Regions from separate parts of the Homo sapiens genome. Here region 1 is linked to region 2. Evidence: read pairs that join two places in POLR2A ChIA-PET (ENCODE). Cell type or tissue: GM12878. All regions are shown on one strand. Links, peaks and the distances in the headings refer to the core of each region. The heading gives the core; the rest is flanking DNA.

Region 1 (12,894 bases), core at 5,329-10,328, 230 kb after region 2:
TGTAATCCCAGCTACTCGGGAGGGGAGGCTGAAGCAGGAGAATCACTTGCACCCCGGGGGCGGATATTGCAGTGAGCCGAGATCGCACCACTGCACTCCAGCTTGGGTGACAGAGTGAGACTCGGTCTCAAAAAAAAAAAAAAAATTGCACAACGGGAAGAAAGGCACCCATGGTTCTGGGCTGCTCTTTTCTGTCCCCCTCCCCTTCTTGCCAATGCTTGTGGTCTGCCCCAGTTGTGACCCTCTCCCCTCCTCCCCACCTCTAGTGCCCCTTCTCCCTCTATGCCCCTTTTATGCTATTCTTTTCTTTTGAGTACATCTCCTTCAGGACCTTGCTTCCTCTGGAAGTCACTCCTCATAGCCTGAAAGCTTTGTCTCACTCCCTATGAACTCCTTTATGTTTTCATTACCCATCAATAATGGCCCAAAGTGAGCAGGGTTCTCACTGGTTTCCCATCATGTCTTTAATGACACTTTCCTGGTCTTGCAGAAGTTATTATCACTTTCCCAACTCCTTTTCAATTTCTCACATTAAAGACCACTTTTAATGACTCTGACTCTATCCCCTGGGAAGGAAATGGACTATCTATTTAGTTTGCCCTGCTTTGGGGGTTACTGGAGTTGGAAGAGTTTGTAGAAGATTTGGGGTTTTAGGAGATTGTGTCATCACAAGTCACAGACCATTGTAATTGGAGAAGCCTTCTGGAAGAGGCCATCAGAGAAGGCACCCAGTGGTTGCCCTCGGGATGGATGATGAGCCATTTGGTTGGTCAGGGGCAAGGCTCATTGTGCGGAACCGGAGTCTTGGTATTTTTAATTGCCCTCATAATTTTTATTACCAGTTATGAGTATCCTGGGTGACTATGTCATAGACCAAGAAAATAACCTCTGAACAGAATGTGAGTGATTAATTTAAAATTATGGCTTTAACTAGACTGGAAGGGAATGTGGTTTTTCTGTTTGGATTTCTTTTCTATTCTTATTCAGATGTCTGTTAACTTCAGTGTTCACTCCAATCCATAGATGCCAAGAGTGAAGTGGGCTGGGGCATTTCATTTCTAAAAGTACACATGGCATGGAGTCAGCAGCTTCACGCTGGGAAGTGCCCGAGAAAAGGGGAGGAGCGATGCACCCCTGGCCTGCTGAGAGGAGTCTGTGCCAGCCTCACTTCTGATGCCTCACAGCTCTCTGACACGATTGCATCCCCCAGATGCCTCACGGAGAAAATGTGAATTTGGGACTGGTGACACGTCAATTAATTTCACAACACCGGAAAGCACACTCAGGATGCTGGTCTTATCACGTGTTGGATCTCACTGGATTAGCTGTTTTCCCTCCAGTGGCTGGAGCCTAGGACCATCCTGGATGGCAGCATCTCAGACTCAGAATAGTGCAGCAACAGGGAAAGCTATTCAAAAAGTATATCCAGTGGGAAGAGAGTTCTCAAAAAATTGTATATACACTATTATTATAACAGCATGATATTATGTCTGTGGGGCAGGGCACGGGGAGATGTTTATTGCAAATGTATTTTGGTCAGGTTTAGGAATTTATACTTTAAAAAGCCAACTTTTAAGTGCATATTTTAATGAGTTTTGAGAAATGAATACAATTGCATAGCCAAGATGCAGAAAATTTTCACCACCTAGAAAAGTATGCTTGGTGTCTATTGTTCCCTTCTTTATGTCCATGTGTGCTCTATGTTTAGTTCCCACTTATAAGTGAGAATATGTGGTATTTGGTTTTCTGTTTCTGTCTTAATTTGCTTAGGCTTGCAGCCATTATCCTGAAAGGACATAATTTTGTTATTTTATAGCTGTGTAGTATTCCATGGTATATATGTACCTCATTTTCTTTATTCAGTCCACTACTGATGGGCATCTAGGCTGATTCCATGTCTTTGCTATTGTAAATAGTGCTGTGATCAACATATGCACGCATATGTCTTTGCCGTGGAATGATCTATATCTCTTTGGGTATATACGCAAAATGGGATGGCTAGGCTGAAGGGTATTTCTGTCTTAAGTTCCTTGAGAAATCTCCAAACTGCTTTCCATGGTGGCTGAACTACTTTACATTCCCACCAGCAGTGTATAAACGAGCCGTATTCTCTGCAACCTTACCAGAATCTGTTGTTTTTTGAACTTTTAATAGTAGCCATTCTGACTGGTGTGAGATGATATCTCATTGTGGTTTTTAATTTGCATTTCTCTAATGATTAATGATGTTGAGTATTTTTTCATCTGCTTGTTGGCTGAGTGTATGTCTTCATTTGAGAAGTGTCTGTTCATGTCCTTTGCCCATTTTATAATGAGGTTTTTTTGTGTGTGTGTTGACTTGTTAAAGCTTGTTATAGATTCTGGGTATTAGATCTTTGTTGGATGTGTAATTTGCAAATGTTTTCTTCCATTCTGTAGGTTGTCTGTTTACTCTGTTGATAGTTCCTTTTGGTGCAAGCATCTGGAAAGCTCTCAAGTACCAGGCAAGTTATAGGGATGTATTGCTAAATGGAGATTTGATATCTTTTATTCCTCCCATGATTTTTCTGCTGTTATTTTTTTAAGTCAGCAGTGATTGCTTTTATTGGTAAGGATATCCAGATATAGAAAAGTATACCAAATAGTACAGAATAAACATCCAAATATTTATATCAACTGGAATTTTCTCTGTGACATTGGATAAGTAGCTGAATTTTACTGAATTTTTTCATAGTTAAAATAGGAACAGCACTCTTGCCAGGAGGATCAAATGCGTAGATAGACATAAAAATGCTTCTTCACTTCTCTTCCCTCTGAATCTCCATTTCTCTTTCTATTTACTTGTTTTTAAATAGACTATTTTAGAATAATTTTATTTTATAGAAAAATTTATTTCTTTATAACAATCATGTTATAATTTATATTAATTTAATTTATATAATTTTTATTTATAAAGATAAATTTTATGATTTCTAATTTTAATTTATAATTTAAAAAATTTTCCATAAGTTACTGGGGTACAGGTGGTATTTGGTTATATGAGTAAGTTATTTAGTGGTGACTTGTGAGATTTTGGTGCACCCATCATGTGAGCAGTATACACTGCACCATATTTGTAGTCTTTTATTCCTCACTCCCCTCCTACTCTTCCCCCCCAAATTCCCAAAGTCCATTGTATTATTTTTATGCCTTTGTGTCCTCATAGCTTAGCTCCCATATATCAGTGAGAACATACAATGTTTGGTTTTCCATTCCTGAGTTACTTCATGTAGAATAATAGTCTCCAATCTCATCCAGGTCACTGCAAATGCTGTTAATTCATTCTTTTTATGGCTGCATAGTATTCCATTGTGTATATACACACACACACATATATATATATATCACAGTTTCTTTATCCACTCATTGATTGATGGGCATTTGGTTCATTCTATTTTATAGAAAAATTGCAAAGATAGTGCAGAGAGTTCCCATATACCTGTTTAACACCTTATATTAGTATGGTACATTTTTCACAATTAATGAATCAACGTTGCAACACTATTATTAACTAAAGTCCATACTTTATTCAGATTTCCTTAATTTTTACCTTATGTTCTTTTTCTGATCCAGGATCCCACTGTGGATATTGCATGGCATTTAGTCGTTATGTCTCCTCCAGCTCCTCTTGGCTGTGACAGTTTCTCAGAATTTTGTTGCTTTTGATGATCTTGACAGTTTGAGGAGGACTGGTTAGGTGTTTTGTATAATGTCCCCTAACTGTTATTTGTCTAATGTCTTTCTCATCAACAGACTGGGGTTATAGGTTCTTGGGAGGAAGGCCACAGAGATAGAGGGCCATTTTCATCACATCCTGTCAAGGGTAAGCACTGTCAGCATGACTTCGCCCTGTTAATGTTGACCCTGATCTCTGGCTGAGGTTATGTTGGTGATATTTCTCTACTGTCAAGTTACTTGTTTTCTTTTCATACTGTACTCTTTGGATGGAAGACACTATCAACAATCAACACTTAAGGGGTGAAGAGTTTACTCCATCTTCTAGAGGCCAGAGTTTCTACATAAATTATTCGGAATGCTCCCGCCTAGGACATTTTTCTCTTCACCCCCATTTATTTATTTATTCAATGTTTTATTTTGATCAGTATGGACTCATGTTTATTTATTTCATATTTTGAATTATCATCCAATGTTACTTTTTGTTTTTCAAATTGTTTCAGTTTTGGCCATTGAGACCTTTTCCAGTTGGTTTCTGTGTTCCTTTGACATGCCCCCAACATGTTTGTTTTGGGTTTTATTTTCAGCACTTGCTCGCTTTTTGGCACAGTAAGATACTTCGGGATCATCTCGTATACTTCCTGTTCCAGTCCTAGAATCAGCAATTTTTCTGAGAACCCCTGGCTCCTTTCATGAGAGAATGATGTTAGACACCAAGATCTGGGTGCCTGTGCTTGCTGGTGCTGGGGTATAGTTGCTTGCAGGCACTTTGACCTGACAGAGCAAGAAAATACATATGCATACCAACCTGCATGTGTACACATTTCTGTGTGTGCCTATCTCTACATCAAGATAAACATGAGTTCACAGTGATGTTTCCAAGACTAATCCACTACCATATGGGTCATTAGAGCCTCCTCTCTTGCTTGTTGCCTCTCCCACAGTGAGAAACCTGGCTCTTACCACCTGCCATTCATTTACTTAATTGTTCAGTTGTAGTGTACATGTATAGTGTTTTCAGAATCATTTTTTTTGCTTACTCTATAAGCTAACCATTACCTTCTGCCTCAGCTCAGTGCTTTTGTGCTTGTGCCTTACATTCCCTACTGTAAATCCACAAAGACAAGATTTGTATATATTTGATTCTCCTTTATTTCCATTGTAGAAGAAGGAATTTATTTGTCTCATGATTTTTTAAAGAAATATTTTAGATTCCTTAAAATAGGGCCATTTTAGGAGAAGGAATTCTATGCATGTGTGGGGACAGGTGGGTGCAACTTGGAAGTTCTGTTAACAAGAAAAGCTTGTGATGATGGGTGTGAAAATGAGTGGGAGGTGGCTGTGGTGAACAAGATGTCTCCAGACTAAAGAATTACAGGAAATTATCCAGGTGGATTCAATCTATAGTATGTGTCATTGCCACATGGAATATGGGATGACCAGATTCTAACTCAATGGTTCTAAGTCATGTTGATATCTAACACAAAGAGCAGTGACTTTTTTCTGGGCTCATGAGATAGAGGAGTCTAAAAAGCAGAGAAATGAAGAAATCACTGGGGTGAGGAAAAGGCATTTAAAAGAATTATGGGCCTTTTGGCAGAAACCAATTTTCAAGAGTTTGAGTGTAGATTGATATTTTTCCCTTCTACTTTTTCTGTATCTTCTAAATGTTCCCAAACAACAACATGTCATCTTTATAATGTAAGAAAAACATTTATTTTAAAAATATTTTGCTCAGCTGTATCACTCTGTTGCTAAAGGATATGGCTTAATTTCCATTCTTTAGCAACAGTGGCTATTGGGAAGACAAAAAAAGTGCTTAAACATTCTTCTGTAACTCCATGTTGCAATTGTAGAGAAGCTGCACTTTTTCTATCAATTTTAATATCATATGGCAAAAAGAAAAAAAGGAAAAGAGAAGTTGTATTACTTTTGAGTGTTCTACACACCAATATAAAGGAAGAGCTCAATGAAGCCTTAGCTATGTAACACCATGATGCAGAACCTTAGCTCCCTAAACCTGACTCATTCTTATGTTGTTGATATAGTGATTGAGGCTGGGGAGCCATCCTACAGTGGCAGTGTGTTCAAACATAAGATTCTGTTATTATTATTATTATCATCATTTCAAAGAGCATGTTATTTGCTAGGTGTGAGACTTGAGAGTATAAGAAATGGAAAATGAGAGGCTCCAGTTTTTGGTACCTTTGCTATAGCAATATTTGACTTACATATCGTGAAACCAAGCACACAAGTCATACACAGTCATGCATCTCTTAACAACTGAGGTGCATTCTGGGAAATGTGTCATTAAGCCATTTTGTTATTGTGCAAACATGACAGGGTATACTTATACAAACCTAGATGGTAGAGCCTACTACACACCTGGGCTATATGGTATAGCCTATTGCTCTTAGGCCACGAACCTGTACAGCATATGACTATACTGAATATTGTAGGCAGTTGTAACACGATGGGAAGCATTTGTTTATCTAAACATAGAAAGAGTACAGTAAAAATTCAGTATTATCATCTTCTGGGGCCACTATAATATAGTCCATAATTGACTAAAATGTTGTTATGCAGTACATGACTATTTATATGTAAGTTGAATAAAAGAGTGGTATAGAAGTAGGAGCACTGGCCAGTGTGGCTGGAAGCTGCCCACCAGTCTCCATGTAAACAACTCAAAGGAATCTGTCCAAGCTGGACTTGTCAACAATGTTACTGAGGATTCCAGCATGACTGTAAATGCTCTGCTTTTAACTGTTCAGTTGGATGAAACTTGACAAATATTACAGTGGTGAAACTGTGACAAAAATTAAGACATAGAGCATTCCCATCACCTCAGAAATTTCCCCTTTACTGTCCATCACCCAACTTGTCCCAGCCCCAGAAAGCTGCTGATTGCATTCAGTGACTACACATTCACTTCGATGTTTTAGATTTCCTAACAAAAAATTATACTGTATGGAGTTTTTTATGTCTGGCTTCTGTCAAAAAACAACACTCCATGAATATTTTCAAGTTTTTGCATGATCTGGGCTTTTAAGCAAAAAGTCCTGGCCACCTGGGCTGAAGGATGATTGATGGTAACCATGTCTGGGAAGTTAGAGATGGGGAGTTATTCCAGAAACACTATGGTTCATCTGCTCTGCAGCCATTAGCTTACATTCCAAAGGGCAATGGACCTGAAGGCTTCTCCTTCCCACCTGAGAGGATCTGTTTATGTCAAAAAAAAAAAAAAACAAAAAAACCAGGTTTCTCTCTTTCCTCCAGAGGGGGAGCCAGGCAGCTGTACCAGCCACCCACATAAGCTGCAAGATTTATGATTTGGAGCTCCTTCTTGTGGCACAAACCAAATCACATGTGTAGGTGCCCACTGCTCTTCTTGCATCGTCCCATGGGGAGGGGCTGCATGGGGAACTGACACAAGATGCTCTGTGAATCATCAGGTCTGTCTTGGATCCAGAACAACATGCTTCCTGTCAGAACCAACCAACCAACCAACCAACCAACGACCCAACCAATGCATACATGTAGAAAAGACTTCACGGCTTCTTTCCCTCAGCCTTGTTTTAGAGACCCACCCACATTCATGTGTGTATCAGTAGTGGCTTTCGTTTTATTGCTGAGTAATATTGAATTGTGTAGACACACACAAAAAAATGTCAACGGTAGACCACCATAAAAATTTTCTAGGAAAGTTCAAAACTTATTTTTAATACACACACTCACACGCACACACACACATGCCCATACACACAAACACACACATTATGGTGGTCTACCATTGACATTTTTGACAATACTTTCATTTTAATGCCAGTAGACATACTCCTCTTGCAAATCCCACTGGCTCTAAGAAAAGCATATTCAGCTTGCATGCATGTGACCCTAAAAGTCAGGTGAAAATCTAAAAGGAAAAGCAGGTACTCCTGTGTATTTGCCTGTGTTAGGGGGAAGAAAAACTTGGAGACTTTAGCAAAAAACAAACAAACAAACAAAACAGAACAAAACAAAAAATCCTTCTAAGGATACATTGTCATTTCTCCTAAACATTCGGGCCATTATCAGCAGGCTGTGGTGTTAAGTCTTGTTTTTTCCTTTCTCACTTCCATTTTTAGCCCACAGAACTAAATCTAACTCATTTTAGGTAGTGCAATGTGAGACACATCATTTGATGCTTCTGACACTGAGGTCCCACAGCTGTGAAGGAGTGTCATGTTCCCTGGTCCACCCACCATTTAGGGCATCAAATCCTGGGGCTCTCTACACAAACAGATCTTGTAGATCTACATGTTTCTGACAACTATGTTGCAGCAGATAGCAACTACTTGCTGGAGGAAGGGTGGCTTTTCTAATGCATTGTAAAGGCAGTTTGGGCTGGTTGTGGAACAGAAAGTGCTGTGTGGACTGGATGACTGTTCTAGCCACACACTGTGGAGGGTGAGGTGCCCGCTCCTTCCACAGTGTCACAAGTTGATGTCGAGCCTGCAGAGCAGAAGCTGTGAAGCACCTGCCTCTCCTGAGGGCAGCCTGGAGGCATCACCTGCTGAGTTGTCTCTACCAAGCTGAAACACACACAGAAACCTCCTTTAGCAATTCTCCACGTGGACCAGTCACTGGAATTGCAGTGCCCTGGGCAAGAGATTAGTGAGATTTCACCAGCTAAGCAGGGCTGGGCTTTAGTAATGCTTGTTAGGGGATTTCCAAATGGTGTGGGGAGAGAATGTGTAATGCCTTCCCCACCTTTTGGGTGATATCACCTTTGAGTAAAACATAGTAAACAAAGTAAAAAATCCTGAGGGCAAGCCAACGAGGATTCTGGGGAAGGAATTTCTACTAAGCAGGGTAGTGCTTTCTCCATGGCCCTGAATCACCTGGCAGGGACTCAGCCTTGGAGGTTTCTTACACCACAAGATCATCTGTCTCAAACGTAGCCAGGGGGAAGTTAAGGGCAAAAGCTGATGTCAGAGACCCCTAGAGGCCCCTAGAGTAGTGGCTCCCAGTTGCTAGATGACAGCATTGTGCACTGTTCCTCAGGACACTCTACTTTGTTTAGTTTGTATAAACCAGTGACCTTTGCTTCTGCTTAGGCCACATGTTTCTGGGTAACTTTGCCACCCATGTACATCGTACAAAGTTCAAAAGTTGGGGCATTTCTCTGCCTCCTCCTGTTGCCTCATCAGGGATAACTCTGAGTTATCATTAAAACATAATGGATACATTTTAAACAAATTTTAAAATGAGATTTTTGTATTATCCTATTTTTATTAAAATATCGTTTGCAAATCTAATTCTCATTTTCCTGATTGTATTTTTTTTTTCCATTTCCAAGCCAAAAAGGATTACAAGAATTTTAACTTTGGCTTCTTAAAAAGAGCTAACTTGTTCTGGAGCACTATTTGCCTTTTTGCTCCTCAGGTCGAGACCACTCATCTCAGGCACGCAGAGGCTGTCTGTGACTATCCCAATTAAACAACTTGCAAGATCCTTCAAGCCAGAATTCAGGGTCGGCTCCAAGTGAGGGACACTTCACTGTTCTCTTCCACAACCAGACTATCATCTCTGCCCTAAGAGGAGCTGACAAGTCCACCTAGCAGACTAAAGAGTTGTGTACCAGGAGTCTCAAAGCTGTCTTCTGATGACCCACAGCTACCTTTCTGGGGGTCCTGGGGAGGTCACTTTCCTCATCTAGGTCTTAATCCCTTTTTATGAGATTGAGAGTTCTGAATGAGAACTACAAAGAACTGTTTAATTCTTGCCATCCAATGGCTAGAGGAGCATTTGGCGTGTGCCAGATATTCCCCGCTGGCCCCAGGGACCTCCTCTGCACCCCTTTCTGCCCTACTGTGCTCCCTAACAGGCGGACCTCTACCAGTGTTATTTCTGGGTCCCCTGCCCTCCAGCCCCTGGTTGGGGGTGGCCAGTAAGATTCACTAGGTATTAAACCCAAGAGACAGATATTTCTTCACTGTTAGCAAAGTCAGTCAGGCACCAGGAGAATGTCTCTGTGGGTGTCACTTAAGGGACTTTGGACACCTATGCTTAGGCTTGTTCAAATAAATGACATGTGAGTACTTTGCAGTTTGATAGTTCTATGAATCATGAATACAGTGCAATGAAAACGTCAACCTATAATGTTACCAGGGATTAATTGCTATGGATTATCATTCTTCTCTGCCTTGCTTTCTGCAAACATAACATTATTCCTTAAAAAACATATACACTTATGTGCACAAACACATGCACACATGATGTTTTTAGACTAATTAACATAATTAAAATTTTCTGAAATAGTTAAGTGGAATAGACTTTTTTCCAAAAATGACAGTTTCTTCTCCAGTGAAGAAGAAAAGACACCTCATAATTTAAACATTTCATTTGAAAATATATTCTCAGAAATGTATAATGTAGATATTGCTTTAAAACAAGCTCATCTTATGAATATTTCTCCAATTTGTCTGTAAGTTTGCCAATTTTTTTCTCCTTGGGTCAGGGTGCAGATATGTAGTGTGTATCAATTAGCATGATATATCTGCAATGTTTATATTAAAAATTACGAAAAACATGCTTCTCGAAACATGTAACTAGATACCAGTTAAGGGAGTCTCTGGTAGCCATGAAAATTGCACTCAGGGGACCCATAAGGTTAGCATTACATTGGAACAGATGATTGCCTAAGATTTGTAGCTGTGGGGACAAAGCTTTTGTCAGATCATTAAATCATATAACATCATAACCCCTTCTGCAGGAAGTCTGGGAGCCAAAATGGGATTGCTGAAATTTATGAGCAGAAGCACATGCAGTTTACTAGATAACTTGAAATAGGTAGAGCAAAATTGGAACCTCCCGACTCACTGAACTTGCTCTCCCCAGGCAGCTGTTGCAAATGGCCATGGTTTCCATGAAGAGTGCACAGATGGCTCCGTCCTCACAACTTCCTTAGAAAGATGGAAAATGGAACTTGTCTTGATGACAGTGTCTGCTAGGTTCATCAACTTCTGAAATGTGGTGACAGAGCATAGACTATAACTCATGGGTAAAAGGACATTGCTTAGAAGCAAATAGTAATATTTGTCAGGGAAGATCTTGAAGAGTTCACTTATTAAAACATTGAGTTGACATCTCTTATTTTGATCAAAATAAATGAAAATGGGGTCAGCATTGTAGTGTATTCTACCTTTAATTAGCTAATTAATTTTTGAGACAGGTTTGAGACCTACTCACTAGAAAGATACATGCATAGAATTTCACATACCCAAAGGAAATGAAATCAGTATTTCAAAGAGATAGCTACATGCCTGTGTTCATTGCAGCACTATTCACAGTAGCCAAGATATGGAAGCAACCTAAATGTCCATCACTGAGTGAATGGATAAAGAAAATGTGGTTTATAGACACAATGGAATACCATTCAGTTTTAAAAAAAGCAGGAAATCCCGTCATTTGTGACAACCTGGATAAATCTGGAGAACATTATGCCAAGTGAAATAAGCCAGATACAGAAAGACAAATACTATATGATCTCACTGATATGTGGAATCTTAAAAAGTTGTAATCACAGAAGCCGAGAGTAGAATGCTGGTTGCCAAGGGCTGGGGGCAGTGGGGAGGAGTGGGAAGGGGTGGGGCAGATGTTGATCAAAGGAAATACAATTTCAATTAGATGGAAATAAGTTCAGGAGATTTATTATACAGCATGGTGACTACAGTTAATAACAATATGTTGTATATTTAAAAAATGCTAAGAGGGTGGATTTTAAATGCTCTCACCACAAGAGTAGGTAGTATGTGAGGTGATGGATGTGCTCAGTTGCTTCATTTAATCATTCTGCAGTGTGTACGCATATCAAGACATCATGCTAGACATCATAAATATATGTAATGATTATTTGTCTACTAAAAATACTTTAAACAAAACTTTTGGGGGTTCACAGATCTGTTCATGTTTCTACCCCCAATTATGACACTTCCTCAGAGATTCCTCTGCTGTGATGAATGACGCCAAGCATGTGTTCCCAATCATGATTGCCTAAGAACGGCTTTCCACCTCTGGAGAGCCTTACGCTCTGCTGTTTTGGACTTTTCCCTTAGCATTGTTGAGGATTAGAGTAAAATAGAAATTAGTATAACCAAATATGGCATCGATTTGTTTACTGCTTTGTCTTAAGTGGGGTGCAAAGCTGTATATTTTATATCTTTTCTCAAATGATTCCTGAAAGTCCTAACATGCATCTGGGCTTTCTGAACTGTCTCCCCATTTTTTCCCCTATTAATTTGAACTTTACTCCTTTTCTTTACAAAATATTAAGGTTCTTCTTCATTTGGAATCCCACAAATCACAGTTTCCACTTGAAGGAATCTGATGTTGTCTCGGCTATGACTTGGAGCACTTGCTTGTGAGATTAAGCCTTATTGTACTGTTTTATTATATTTTATTATAAAAGGACTCACGCATCCCCCTAGGGAACCATGTCATCCCTGCTGTGCTGACCTCTGTCCCGCCCCAGTGCAAGCATCCCTGCCTCTGGGCTTTTGCACCTGTCCCTCCGCCTAAGGCTGTTCCTAGAATGTTTGCAAGGTGAGTTGTTGGCTCCTTCTCACATTCATATTTCAGCCCAAATGCCATCTCCTTAAGGGACATTTCTTTTCCCTTGATCTAAAGGAGCCTTGATGGACCACCTGAGATGGCTGCTTTCTTCATTCCAATCATAATAGTCCTGCAGTTTCTTGTTTATTTGTTACTCATTCCCCTACCCTGCCAAACAAAAGGCTTTGTGAAGAAGCCCCTGGTCTGTTACTGTGAAGGCCCCATCCCAGCACCTGACACCTAGCCGACCCTTGAGAAATGCTTTCCTGCCTCAGAAACTGACCTGAGAATATTTTGAAGTTACTAATGAGACCTCTATGTATATTTTAATGTGCAAAACTTGCATACTTACCCTTGCAGAAATGTAGAATGCTAGCTTATTGAGAAAACAAATGAAACACTTCACTCATGATAAATTCAACTGTGCAAAGTGCATATGCAGTGACAAATATTTCATAAATTATGAGCGTGGCAACAAAGATGGAGCAGGCTTAATTTTGATGTGGATTGACAGTTGAGAAGACCAGTAATTACTTAGATTGGTTTTTTTCTGCCTCTTTCTCCTGACTGATATATTTCTTATAAATTATAAGAGAAAGGTAATTTT
Region 2 (12,894 bases), core at 1,518-6,517:
CGGGTCACCTTGTCGTCTACAAGAACCAAGGTGTGCCCGGCCACCCCGGCACTCCAGGCCACCTCAGCACCCCCGGTCACCCCAGTCACTCCTGGCCAACTCAGCACCCCCGATCTCCTTGACCCCGCCGCCCTTACCCCTTCCGCTCTCGGGGTGAGGTCTCCCTGCGGCGAGCCGGTGTCGGGGAAACTGGCATACAGCGCTCCGCATTCGTGTGTACCTCGTGGAGCTTTCTAAAATTTAATTCCGTTGGCAGGCGAAGTCTTGGGACATTTCTGACTTACATTTGGGTCTCAGGGAGCCAAGGCACTGCGGGGTTTAATTTACACCCGCTGGGCTGTTTATATCCCCAGGGGCCCACAAATACGCATCTGAAGATGCGCCCGGGGCCTTCGCCCCTTTCCAGGCTTACTTCTCAACGCAAGAAGACTCTCACGTGTTGCTACACCGCAAGTCTCCAATTAAGAGTGGACCGGCAAGCGAATGCGTCCTTAAGGCAGGGCTTTTCAAATATTTTAAATGACAACTGTTCTTCTTGTCTTGGGTATTCTCCCTGATTATGTTTTCAAATGGAGTTTACACCCATGACAAAAGAATAATAAAGACAATAAACTGGGCACTGCTGAAACGTAATTAACCAAATAGTCCTTTAATAGGCAATTTTCATTGTCATTTTTTGAAGGCGACTTCGTATTACTGTATTCTCGATGCGTTGGGATTCTAGCTTATCTCTGCAATCTAAACACTTTTCAGTAAAGTTCGGGGGCGCAATTGCGCGCTGAGGTCGCTGTAACTCCTGTCGGCCTTCTCTGGCACTCGAGTTTCTTCAGTTTTGTCTGCGCACCCCCTCCCTTCGGTGACCAACAGAGGACGCTGGTGGTCCAGGATTGGATTGAGGATTAAATTTTTCAAGGCACTTTTCCAAAGAGTTTGTGGGGGTGGAGTGGGAAGCGGTGAGACCTCCGCGGGAGGAGACTTTCCTGAACGCTGTTGAAATTGGACGCTTGCCTTAGGAGGTGGATAGGTGACTTGAAGGAGCCCTTTGCAGTTTGGAGTAGTAATAGCAAATCAGGAGCTCCTCCATTCCCCTCCAGCACGAAGCCTTGGGTGAAGTTAATCTTCATTCATCATTTCTGTCTCTCCTAATCGATCTCTCGCCCAGTGTCTCTCCTTGTCCCTCTCCCTCCCTTTCTCTCTCTCGTCCTCTCCCCTTTTCCCCCTGTCCACCTCTTCCCCCATATCTATACAGCTTCCTTTTATACATATATACTCTCCTTTTAGAATGGAAAGATCAATTTCGTTCCCTCTTGTACTAAATAAATAAATAATTGGACCTCTACAAATAAAAAGAGACCAAAGACAAGAACAATGGAGTGCCCCGGGGTGACGAAGGCCCAGCACCGTCATTTTCTTATGAGCTCTTCTCCCACAGTGCTCAGGCTGTGGCTACACTCAACCTTGTTTACAGGAAACCGTGCCATAATCGTCGCTTGCTGTTTCCTTTCTCTTGTATCACCTCCTTCTAGTATCTGCGTTGACACCCAAGAACAGGATCTCTGATTTCATTGGAAAATTGAAGGAAACAAAACGAATCCCCCAGGTTTACATCCGTTCCTTAAATACTCGCAGAGACCTTGACTCTGAAATTAGAGCTGGGTTCGGCATCAAATGCAATTCTTGAGGTCCCAGGTCTGCAGTTCTGGTTAGTGCAATGTTGCAGCAGAGCCTGGACTGACCACTGGTTAGTGTAGCACTTTTTATTCAGCTTTATCATCTGGAGAGTGGACAGGGGAAGATCAGAAACAATGTCTTTTTGGAAAGGATTAAAAAATTTGTTTTATTCTTGGTTCTCTTCTTTTTTCCCTCGCATTGCAGTTGGAGAAACTTGTTCAGTGCCGAATGGCTAGGGGGCGCCAAAGCTCCAGGCGTCCAGCCCGGCCTCAGGGACCACGGGACACACGTAAAGACTAAGTCACATTTCAACTTTCAAAGGCTATTCCAATAACAATGTTTTATATAGATTGCCATCACCTTTATCATGACATCTTGCAACAGCAGAGTAAATTTGAGGCAGTGACACGGGGAGAATTGTGTTTTGTTATTTAGCCAGTTTTATTTGATAACTGCAAGCTCCCTGCCCCTCCCGGAACATAATTGTTGCAGGAAGGATTTGGACTGGATAAAACTTAATTTTGTGACATGCTCGTTAATTCTGTTAAACTTCCAATTCATCTGGTGTTTGTAGTTTTTAACATAAACTAGTATTTAGTGAGAAAGATGTTTACCCCCTGTGAAGGTGCTTGGCATACAATTGCTAATCATTGCAAAAGTAGCGAATAACCATCCGAATAGAGGTCAGGAGGCTGCATAGATCTCTTTTCACTAACGGAGTCCAGCTGACCTGATTATAATTAGTGTTTCCTTTGGTCAGCCTCGTTATTTTCACCAGGTGACCTAAACCACTCATTTCTTTGAGCCCACTCCTGCTGCTAAAGGGCACCTTGTCGCTGCGTGATACTGGCTCCTTTGCTTTTCTTCTGCTCAGCCCCCAGCTGGACAAGCCACCCTAGGGTCTCTCTCCTTCTGACAGCACTACTGTTTCTCAGTGTCCTCTGGGGTGTGGCTATCAGTCTTACTGACCACCAATAGACTTAGAACAGAAAGAGCCAAACTTCTAAAGGCAAGCAGTGTTGGGGACCCAGTTGCTAGGACTCAGTGGCTCTCACCCTATAAGCTTCAGGTTTTTTTTCCCCTTTAGGGGACGTATTGGTGGAGACAGGAAATCTAATTTTCTCTCCATCAGATCGCCTGCTGGGTGAGCCTCCCGGAATTACATATACTGGGCTTGGGGATGCATTGGGGACCATCAACTGCCAACATCACGGTGGCTAACAACACTGCAAATGACTTTTACTCACAAATAACATCATTAAGAGTTCATCTATCCACTTAGTCCAAGAATGATTACTAAGCACCTCCATGTGCCAGCTGCAGGATTTCACAGGCTGGCTGGAGTGACTCACCAGAGTCCAGACAGTGGTAGGCAGTGTGACAGCAGAGAAAACAGAGAGGTTCACCGGGTGCATTTATAACCCTGCTGGAGGGATGGCAAACCTGTCCGTGTGGTCAGAAAAAACTTCTGAGAGGTGGTGGCATTTGAATTGAGTCTTAAACAATGTGGGAGAGTCCAGCTGAGAGAGGCAGGCAAGAAGAAAGTATGGGCATCCACAGAGAGTCATTCTGTGTGCCTGGAGGGACGAGGGGAGGGCTCAGAGGGGATGGTGTTGGCATTGTGCATGTGACCTGTGGAAGGCATAATTCTGAGATTTGGAAGAGAAGAGAAGGTAACTGGATATACTGGATGGGGACAGTGGTACCTGTGGCAGTGGAAATCCATGGTCCAGAGACAGGGGCTCCTCAGAGTTAGTGCTGTCCCGTGTCGTCAGACAATCTGGAGATAGATGCTCCAGAGAAGGGGCCTGGACATTGGGAGCCCACCCCATGGAAGGGAGGTTTCTGCTCAGGACAATGATACTCCTGTCATGGCTTTCTCTCACAATAGTGCTACCTTCTACATGTGGGCACCCACACCCTTGCCTACACAGTTAGTCATTTACATGATAAGAGTTACCTCTGTGTCTCCTGGTCATTCAAACAGAGGCAATTCCTGACTCTGTCTAACTTCCAACTTTTCTTCAAGGTTGAAGCTTCAGAACAATGAGAGAGACTGGGGACTTCAATCACAGTAGACTAGAGTTTATTCTTAACTGCTTGCTCAGTTCTCCTCTCAATAGCTTTCTGACATTGGGCAAGTTCTGCAACTCAATTCTAGGACCAGGTAAGGGCACTAGTACCTATCTTACAGCACTGATGGAAGGATGAACTCTTAGACACAGTGTTGCCTGGGGAATGGGAAATAAAAGTTCATCCTTGTGTTCACATAGCCACCTGAACAATCTTAAAGGTTTTATTCTCAAATGAGTCCTAGCACACAGCCCACATACCTTGTCTCCTTAGTTCAAATGTCAACATGCTAACAATTGAGTCTACCTGTGGGCATGACATACAGTCTTCAAACTGGCCAACAGTCTAGTATGGTCTTTCCCTGCCCAGTGAAGTCTTAAAAGGGGACAGGAAAGATTTTAGGAGCACTTTTCATTCAGCTGGTTTGTCCCCGGCACCAGTGTCAATCCTGTGTCTTTACCCAAGGGCATCTTTGGTGCCACTTCAAGCTCCTTTTCCAGCTTTGCAAGGCCAGATAGAAAGGAGAAGATTCCCAGTAGCTCTCCTATCATAGCTAGAAGAGTCCTGAGAGTCCTGTTATCTATCCCTTTCACTGGAGATGGAGAGACGGAGGCAGACCCTTTTTGCTGGATTTCCTAGATCATAATCCACAGATTCCATGGTGCCTCTCCAATTTGATAGACAGAGAGATAGATTTTTCTTTTTCATTGATGTATAATTAACATACAATGTACTACACAGATTGGAAGTGTATGATTTGATAGGTTTTGACATATGTATACATTTAGGAAATCGCTAACATACAAATGAACCTTTCCATCATCCTCAAAAACTTCTTGACCTTTCATAATCTTGAGCCCTCCTTTTCTCCATTCTTATCTCCTGGAAGCCGCTGATCTCCTTTCTGTCACACTAGATTAGTTTGTATTTTCCAGAATTTTATGTAAGTGAGATAATATGGCATCTACTTTTTTTCTCCTGGTTTCTTTTACTCAGCATGATTATTTTGAGATTCATCCCTATTGTATGTGTAAATCGGTCGTTCCTTTTTGTTGAGTTGAATTCTATTGGATGGATATATCACGGTGTGTTTATCCATTCATCTGTTAATGGACATTTGGGTTGTTTTCATTTTTTTGTGGCTATTAAACAGAAATAAGCTGCTATGAATATTTGGGTAGAAATCTCTTGAATATTTTTGTGGAAATCTCTGCATGGATGTATGCTTTCAATTCTCTTGGGTAAATACCTGCTGGTGGAATGTCTGGATTTTTAAATTATAAATAAAAAGCACATATATATGCTTTATTTGAAATATGTGTTATATATGTGTGTGTGTGTGTGTGTGTGTGTGTTTGGTGTTTTCAAAAATGTTCAAAGTGTATTGTACCATTTTACATCCTCATCTGCAGTATATCAGAGTTCCAGTTCTCCCACATTCTTGGCAATACTTGATATGGACAGTGTTATTAATTTTATCCATTCTATTAGATGGGTAGTGGCATCTCATCTTGGTTTTAATTTGTTATTGGCCTCATGACAAAGAATGTTGAGCAGCTGTCATGTGCTAATTTTTTTATCTGTATATTTTCTTTGGTGAAATGTCTGTTAAAATTTTTGCCCACTTAAAAAATTAAGACATTTGTTTTCTTATTGAATTTTGAGAATGCTTTGTACATCTTGGATATAAGTCCTTCTTTATTAGACATGTAAATTGCAAATATTTTCTCCTGTGGCTGGTCATTTCAGTTTTTAATGAGGCCTTTGAAAAGTGAAGATTTTAATTTTGATATGGTGCAATTTGTCATTTTTTTCTTTTATGAATCATGCTTTTGGTATTCTATTGTATTGTATTGTATTGTATTCTATTGTATTGTATTCTATTCCATTCCATTCCATTCCATTCCATTCCATTCCACCCTGTTCTGATCTATTTATTATGCCATCTGTTTTTATGCCACGGTTACAGTTTTCATTATGATAGCTTTATTATAAATCTTAAAATCAGGTAGTGCTACTCTTGCACATTTGTTCTTTTTCAAAGTTGTTTTGGCTCTTTCATGTCTTTGAATTTCTGTATGGGTTTTAGAATCAGTTTTTAAATTTCTACAGAAAAGGCTACTGAAATTTTGATTGGGATTGTATTGATTCTAAAAATGAATTTAGAGAGAATTGACCTCTTAACTATACCGAGTCTTCATACCCATGAGCATGACATGTGTGTTCATTTATTTAGGACATCTTTCATTTCTTTCAGCAATGTTTTGTAGTTTTCAGTGTATAAGTCTTATACTTCTTTTGTTAGACATATTCCTAAGTATTTCATATTTTTGGTGCTGTTGTAAATACTATTTTTTTAAAGATTTAAACTTCTAAGTTTGCATTGCTAGTATATAAGAGCACAGTTGATTGTAGAATACTGATCTTGTAGCCTGAAAACATGCAAAACTCACTCATTAGTTTTTGTAGTTTTATTGTGGGTTTTGTCGTCTGTGAATAAAGACAGTTTTACTTCTTTCTTTCTAATATGGGTGCCTTTATTTCATTTTCTTACCCTATTACACTGATTAGGACTTCTAGTATAATGTTTCAGAGGAACAGTGATGACATCCTTGTCTTGTTTCTGACCTTGCGGGGAATGCATTTGGTCTTTTACTATCAAGCATGATGTTAGCCGTAGGTTTGTCACAGATGACATTTAGCAGGATAAGAGAGTTACTTTCTCTTTCTGTTTTGCAGATAGAGCTGTTGATCAGGAATGGATGTTGATCTATGTCAGATGCTTTTACTGAATAGATAAAATGATCATATAATTTTGCTTTTAAGGTTATTAATTTGGTGAATTACACAGATTAATTTTTTGAATGTTAAACCTTCCTATATTCCTGAGATAGAGTGACTACACACACTTGGATCAGGATGTATCATTCTATTCTTTTAAAAAATATATTGCTGAACTTAGTTTTTAAGACTTAAAAAAATTCTAAAAAAATTTGCATTGGTGTTCATGAATGACATTGATCTGTAATTTTCTTGTAATGTCTTTTTCTTGAAGAGATATGCAGAATTCTTATTTTTTCCTTTACATGGTTGGTAGAATTCACCAGTGAAGCCATTTTGGACCAAAGTTTTCTTTGTAGGAAATTTTGATTTTTGTGCTTGCTTTTGTTTTGTTTTGATTTTGCCTCTGCAGACCCAGAGGGTGAAGCTTAAGCAACAGAGGAGTGTCGCTATGTCTCGAAACCTAATGTAATGTTTCTTGCTAGGTTCTGAATTTTCTTGGAACACATAAATCTTTTATTCCTTCCAATTTCTCCCTTTCGGAATGGGACTCCCTATGCTATGCCTGTCCCACTATTGTGTTTTGGAAGCAGATAACATGTTTTCGAGTTTAGAAAGTCCACAGATGGAGATGAGTTTTGCCCCAGGTTGGATCATACCCAGAATATCACCCATCTGGGCTACTTAGACAATTAGATGATGAGATTTGGGAATTTTGAAGTGATGATACTTAAATGAGACTTTAAGAGTTGATGTCATAGTAGGTTCTAGGGTTGTTGGGGTGCGGTGAATATATTGCACATGTAAGACACATGTCAATTTTTGGGGACTTCCAAGGGTAGACCATAGTGCATTGAATGGTACCCCAAAAGATACGTTGAATGTGACCTTATTTGGACTAGGATCTTTGGAGATGTAATTAGTTAAGATGAAGTGATACTAGATTATAGTAGGTCTTAAATTCAATGACTAGTCTCCTTACAGGGAAAAAAGAGTTTGGAGACACACAGACACACAGAAGGAAGAAGCCCATTTGAAGACGGAGGCAGAAGTTGGGATGTTGCAGCTACAAGCTGAGGAAAGCCAAAGACTTCCAACAATCCCCCAAAGCCCGGAAGAGTAAAGGATGGATTCTTCCCTAGAACCTTCAAAAGAAGCACAGCCCTGCCATCACCTGGATTTCAGCCCTATATCCTCCAGAACTGTGAGAGAATAAATTTCTGTTCTTTTAAGTCACCCAGTTTGTGGTAATTTGTTATGTTATGACAGCCCTAAGAAATTAGTGCACATGGTAATTATCACCATAATCAAGATACAAAATAGTTCCATCACCCCCAAAACGTCTCTTATGCTGACCCATTTCAATCACATCCCTACCTCTCCCCTAAGTCTTATTAACTAGTGATCTGTTCTGTCTCACCATAGTTTCATGATGGCCTTAAAATGTCATGAAAATGGAATCATACCATCATGAAAATAGAATCATATATTACCTTTGAGACTGGCTTTTATTTTGATTCAGCATAATGCCTTTGAGATTCATCACATTGATACATATATCAGTAATTAATTCCTTTTTATGGCTGACTAGCATTCTGTTTTATAAAAATAGCATAGTTTGTTGATCTATTCACCCATTGAAGAACATTTGGGTTATTTTCAGTGTTCAGTAATTATGGAAAAGCTACTATAAACATTTGTGTACAGGTTTTTTTGTGTGTGCAAACATAAGGTTCCACTTTCCAAGGTAAATATCTAGGAATGCAATTGCTGGGTTGTATGGTGAGTGTATGTTTAGCTTTATAAGAAACCACCAAATCATTTCTCAGAATATGTGCCATTTGCATTCACAGGAATATATGGGAGTTTTAGTTGCTCTGTATTTTCCTCAGCACTTAGAATTGTCAAATTTTTTGTTTGTTTTTTAGCCATTCTGGTAAGTATGTAGTGGCATCTCACTGCAGTTTCAGTTTTCATTACTGTAATGGTAATGAATTTTAACAACTTTTTATGTACTTATTTGCCATTTGTATATTCTCTTTGGTGAAGTGTCTGTTCATGCATTTTAACTGATTCTAATTGAACATTTTCCCCTTTACTCTTTTATTTGAGAGTTAGTTATATATTCTGCATACAAATTCTTTGTCACATCTGTGATTTGCAAATACTTTCAGTCTGTAGCTTGTCTTTTCAGGCTCTTAACAGTGTCTTTTAAGCAGCAAAACTTTTGAATTTGATATAATTTAACATTATTTTCTTTTATGGATCATGCTTTTGGTGTTATCTCTAAGTTCAGATCATAGAATTTGCCTCCTATATTTTCTTCTAATAGTTTTATGGTTTTACATTTTATATTTAGACCTAGGATCCATTTTGAGTTAACTTTTATAAGGTACAAAGTTTTTGTCAGGGTTGTTTTTTGCGTATAGATGTCTATTTGTTCCAACATAATTTATTGAAAAACTATCATTCCCCATTCAACTTCTTTTGAGACTTTCATCAATAATAAAATTGTTGTATTTGTGTGAGTTTATTTCTGGACTCTATTCTGTTCCATTGATTTATTTATATGTCCTTTTATAAAGATCTCACTGTCTCAATTACTACAGTAATCAAGATTACTATATAGTAAGTTTTAAAATTGGATAGTGTGATTCCTCTAAGTTTATTCTTTGTTTTAAAAATTATTTTAGTTGTTTTTAGCCTTTTCATATAAATTTTAATCTACAAGTTTTCTGTTGAGATTTTAATTGGAATTGGGTAAAGTCTTTATATAGATGTGGAGAGAAGTAACATCTTTATCAGTCTTCCAATCCATGAACATGGTGTGTATCTTTATATATTTAGATATTTTAAAGTTTACTTCCTTAGAGTTTATCATTTTTAGCATAAAAATTTTATAGGTATTTCATTACATTCATACCTAAATATTTTATGTTTTGGAGCTATTTGGAATGATTTTTTTTAGTTAAAAATTCAATTGCTCATTCTGGTATACAGAAATATGATGGAGTTTTCTTTGTGTTGACATTGTATCCTATGCCCTTGCTACACTTATCTATTTATTCTATGTTTTTTGTAGATTCTTTGAGATACTCTACATGGAGAGTCATACCATCTGCAAATGTAAACACTTTTATTTCTTCCTTTCTAATCATTCTGACTCATTTATTTTCCTTGCTTTATTGCAGTGGCTAGAACTTCTAATACAGTGTTTAATAGAAGCTGTGAGAAAGGACAGCCTTGCCTTGTTCCTGATCTTAGTGATAAAGCATTCATTCTTACACTATAAAGTATGATGCTAGCTGTAGAATTTTTATTGATGATTTTATTAAATTGAGGATGTCCTCTACTGTTTCTAATTTGATGAGAAGTTTTATCATGTTTGGATGTTGAATTTTGTCAATTTTTTTCTTGTATCAATTAATATGATAATATTTTTTATTTCAAGTCTTAATATAATAAATGACATTAATTTATTTTAGAATATTGAATCAGCCTTACTTTCCTAGGATTAAACCCCTTGATCATGGTGGAACTTAAAAAATACATATTGCTATTTTTGATTTGCTAAGAATTTGTTTAGGATTTTTGTTGTTATACTCATGAGGGATATTGGTCTATGTTTTTCTTTTTTGGTTTTATTTTATTTGTAATACAAATAAAACAATTACATATTTATGGGGTACAGTGTAATGTTTTACTATATATATAAATTGTATAATTTTTTAGTTTGTTATAAAGCCCATCCTGGCCTCGTAGAATAAAATGGGATGTATTCTCTTATTTTCTAGAAAACAATATGTATAATTTGTATAATTTTCTTCTCTTTAGAATTCACTCATGAAACTTGGAGATTTCTTTTTTTGAAAGGTTTTAAACTATTAATTTCATGTATAAATAATGAGTTAGTATGGGCTTTCTATTTAATCTTGGGTGAGTTTTAGTATTTTGTGGTTTCAAAGTACTGATCTATTTTTTTAAGTTATTGAATATATGTGCGTAGAGTTGTTGTAGTATTCACTTATTATTCTTTTACTATCTGCAAGGTCTGTGGTGATATCTCCTATTCTATTTTTGTCACTGGCAATTTGTATGTTCTCTCTCTTTTGTTTGTCAGTCTTGCTAGAGGCTTTTTAGATTTTAAAAAAATCTTATTGCTATTTTCATTGCATGTTTAGATCAGTCTTTCTGTCCTGTCCTGTGTGTGTGTGTGTGTGTGTGTGTGTGTGTGTGTGTGTGTGTGTGTCTGCTTTCTTTCTACAACCTTCTGCAGGGTTATTTGAGCCTTTTGTTTAAATATAACATTTTAATTTTCTGATTTATTTTTGACTTTATCTTTTTGCATAATTTCTTCTTAGTGTTTTTTTTAATTGCAAAAGATGTACTTAACCTTTGGTAGTCTAGTTAGAATCAATACTTTACCACTTAAAGAGGAATTTACAATATTTTCATCTTATAGGTTCCATTACCCTCCCCTTTTTATGTTGTAGTTGTTTTATGGATTATATCCATATGCATAAAAAACCCCATCAGATGATGTTTTTGCTTTTGAGTATTACATTTATTTTAAAGAACTCAAGGTGTGAATAGTCTGTTATATTTACCTAGATGTGTACTATTTCTGTTGAGCTTCATTTATTTATCATTATTTACTTAGGATTATTCCAGGTTTCCCTCTGATAACACTTCCATTCTGTTTGAATGACTTCCTTTAGTAATTGTTTAAAGTAGATGTGCTGACAAGATCCTCTGTTTTTCTTCACTTGAGAATGTATTAATTTCACCTTTATTTCTGAATGATATTTTTCCTAGAAACACAACTCTCAGTTGACTATTATTTTCTTTATTTTTTTTCTTTGGGGCTTGTTAGGCTACTTTATTATGCAAGTCTATGTCTTTGATTAAATTTGAGACATTTCTGGGCAATATTTCTTCAAGTTTTTTTTTCTAATCCACATTCCTTCTCTTCATCTGGAGAATGTTAGACTTTTGTATCACCTACAGGTCTCTGAGTCTCTGTCAACGTTTTCTTTATCTTTTCCCTCTTTTTTCTGATTAAATAATATTTATTTATCATCCGGTTCACTGACTCTTTCCTCACCTGGGTGGCTTGCCACCCACACTCATTCATCTCCATTCTGCTACTAAGCACATCTAGAGAAATTTTTACTCTGGTTATTGTATTTTGAAGTTCTAAACTTTTTATTTGGTCCTTCTTTATAATTTCTATTGCTTTTCGTGCAAAAAGTTTTTAAATTTTTTCCATAGGTTATTGGGGTACAGGTGGTGTTTGATTATACAAGTAAGTTCTATCATGTGATTTGTGAGATTTTGGTTCATCCATCACCTGAGCGGTGTACACTATACCCTATTTGTAGTCTTTTATTCCTCGCCCTCTTCCTACCCTTCCCCTTAAGTCCCCAAAGTCCATTGTATCATTCTTATGCTTTTGCATCCTCATAGCTTAGCTCTCACATATCAGTGAGAACATATGATGTTTGTTTTTCCATTCCTGAGTTACTTCACTTAGAATAATAGTCTCCAATCTCACCCAGGTTGCTGCAAATGCCACTAATTCATTCCTTTTTATGGCTGAGTAGTATTCCATCGTGTGTATATATATATATATATACACACCACAGTTTCTTTACCTGCTTGTTGATTGATGGGCATTTGGGTTGGTTCCATGATTTTGTAATTGTGAACTGTGCTGCTATAAACATGTGTGTGCAAGTTTCTTTTTCATATAATGACTTCTTTTCCTATGAGTAGATATCTAGTAGTGGGATTGCTGGATCAAATGGTAGTTCTACTTTTAGTTCTTTAAGGAATCTCCACACTGTTTTCCATAGTAGCTGTAGTAGTTTACGTTCCCACCAGCAGTGTGGAAAGTGTTTCCTGATCACCACATCCACGCCAACATCTACTGTTTTTGATTTTTTGATTATGGCCATTCTTGCAGGAGTAAGGTGGTATTGCATTTTGGTTTTGATTTTCATTTCCCTGATCGTTAGTGATGTTGAGAATTTTTTCATGTTTGTTGGCCATTTGTATATCTTCTGTTGAGAATTGTCTATTCATGGCCTTAGCCCACTTTTTGATGGGATTATTTGTTCTTTTCTTGCTGATTTGTTTGAGTTTGTTGTAGATTCTGCATATTAGAACTTTGCCGTATGTAAAGATTGTGAAGATTTTCTCCCACTGTGAGACTTTATATTTTTGTATTTGTTTCATGATTGTTATTCCATACTTTTCAGAGCACTTTCATAATAGCTACAGAAAGCCTTTCTCTTATTATTCTAATACCTCTGTCATCTCTACATTGGTGTCTGTTGACTGTTTCCCACTTGAGTTGATTTTTGGTAT

What was found. Peaks named below come from ENCODE experiments on the same cell type or tissue, not always from the same donor. Only the 100,000 strongest peaks of a DNase experiment are listed, where the experiment ranks them.
Region 1: POLR2A ChIA-PET joins it to region 2 with 11 read pairs; 6 of 35 experiments call an interaction of 5 or more read pairs at or near these places.

The regions. Positions count from the first base shown.
Region 1 is chr7:46,145,882-46,158,775 of GRCh38, forward strand. No RefSeq gene overlaps it. Among named protein-coding and RNA genes, the nearest start is that of IGFBP3, 230 kb to the left of the region's middle. RefSeq lists enhancers at 8,393-8,462, 8,610-8,904. In GM12878, for the core only: no CTCF peak of the experiment used is centred there; a DNase peak (open chromatin) is centred at 8,100; H3K27ac peaks cover 1,329 bases.
Region 2 is chr7:45,921,490-45,934,383 of GRCh38, forward strand. No RefSeq gene overlaps it. Among named protein-coding and RNA genes, the nearest start is that of IGFBP3, 6.7 kb to the left of the region's middle. RefSeq lists enhancers at 1-166, 167-747. In GM12878, for the core only: a CTCF peak has its summit at 1,911; no DNase peak of the experiment used is centred there.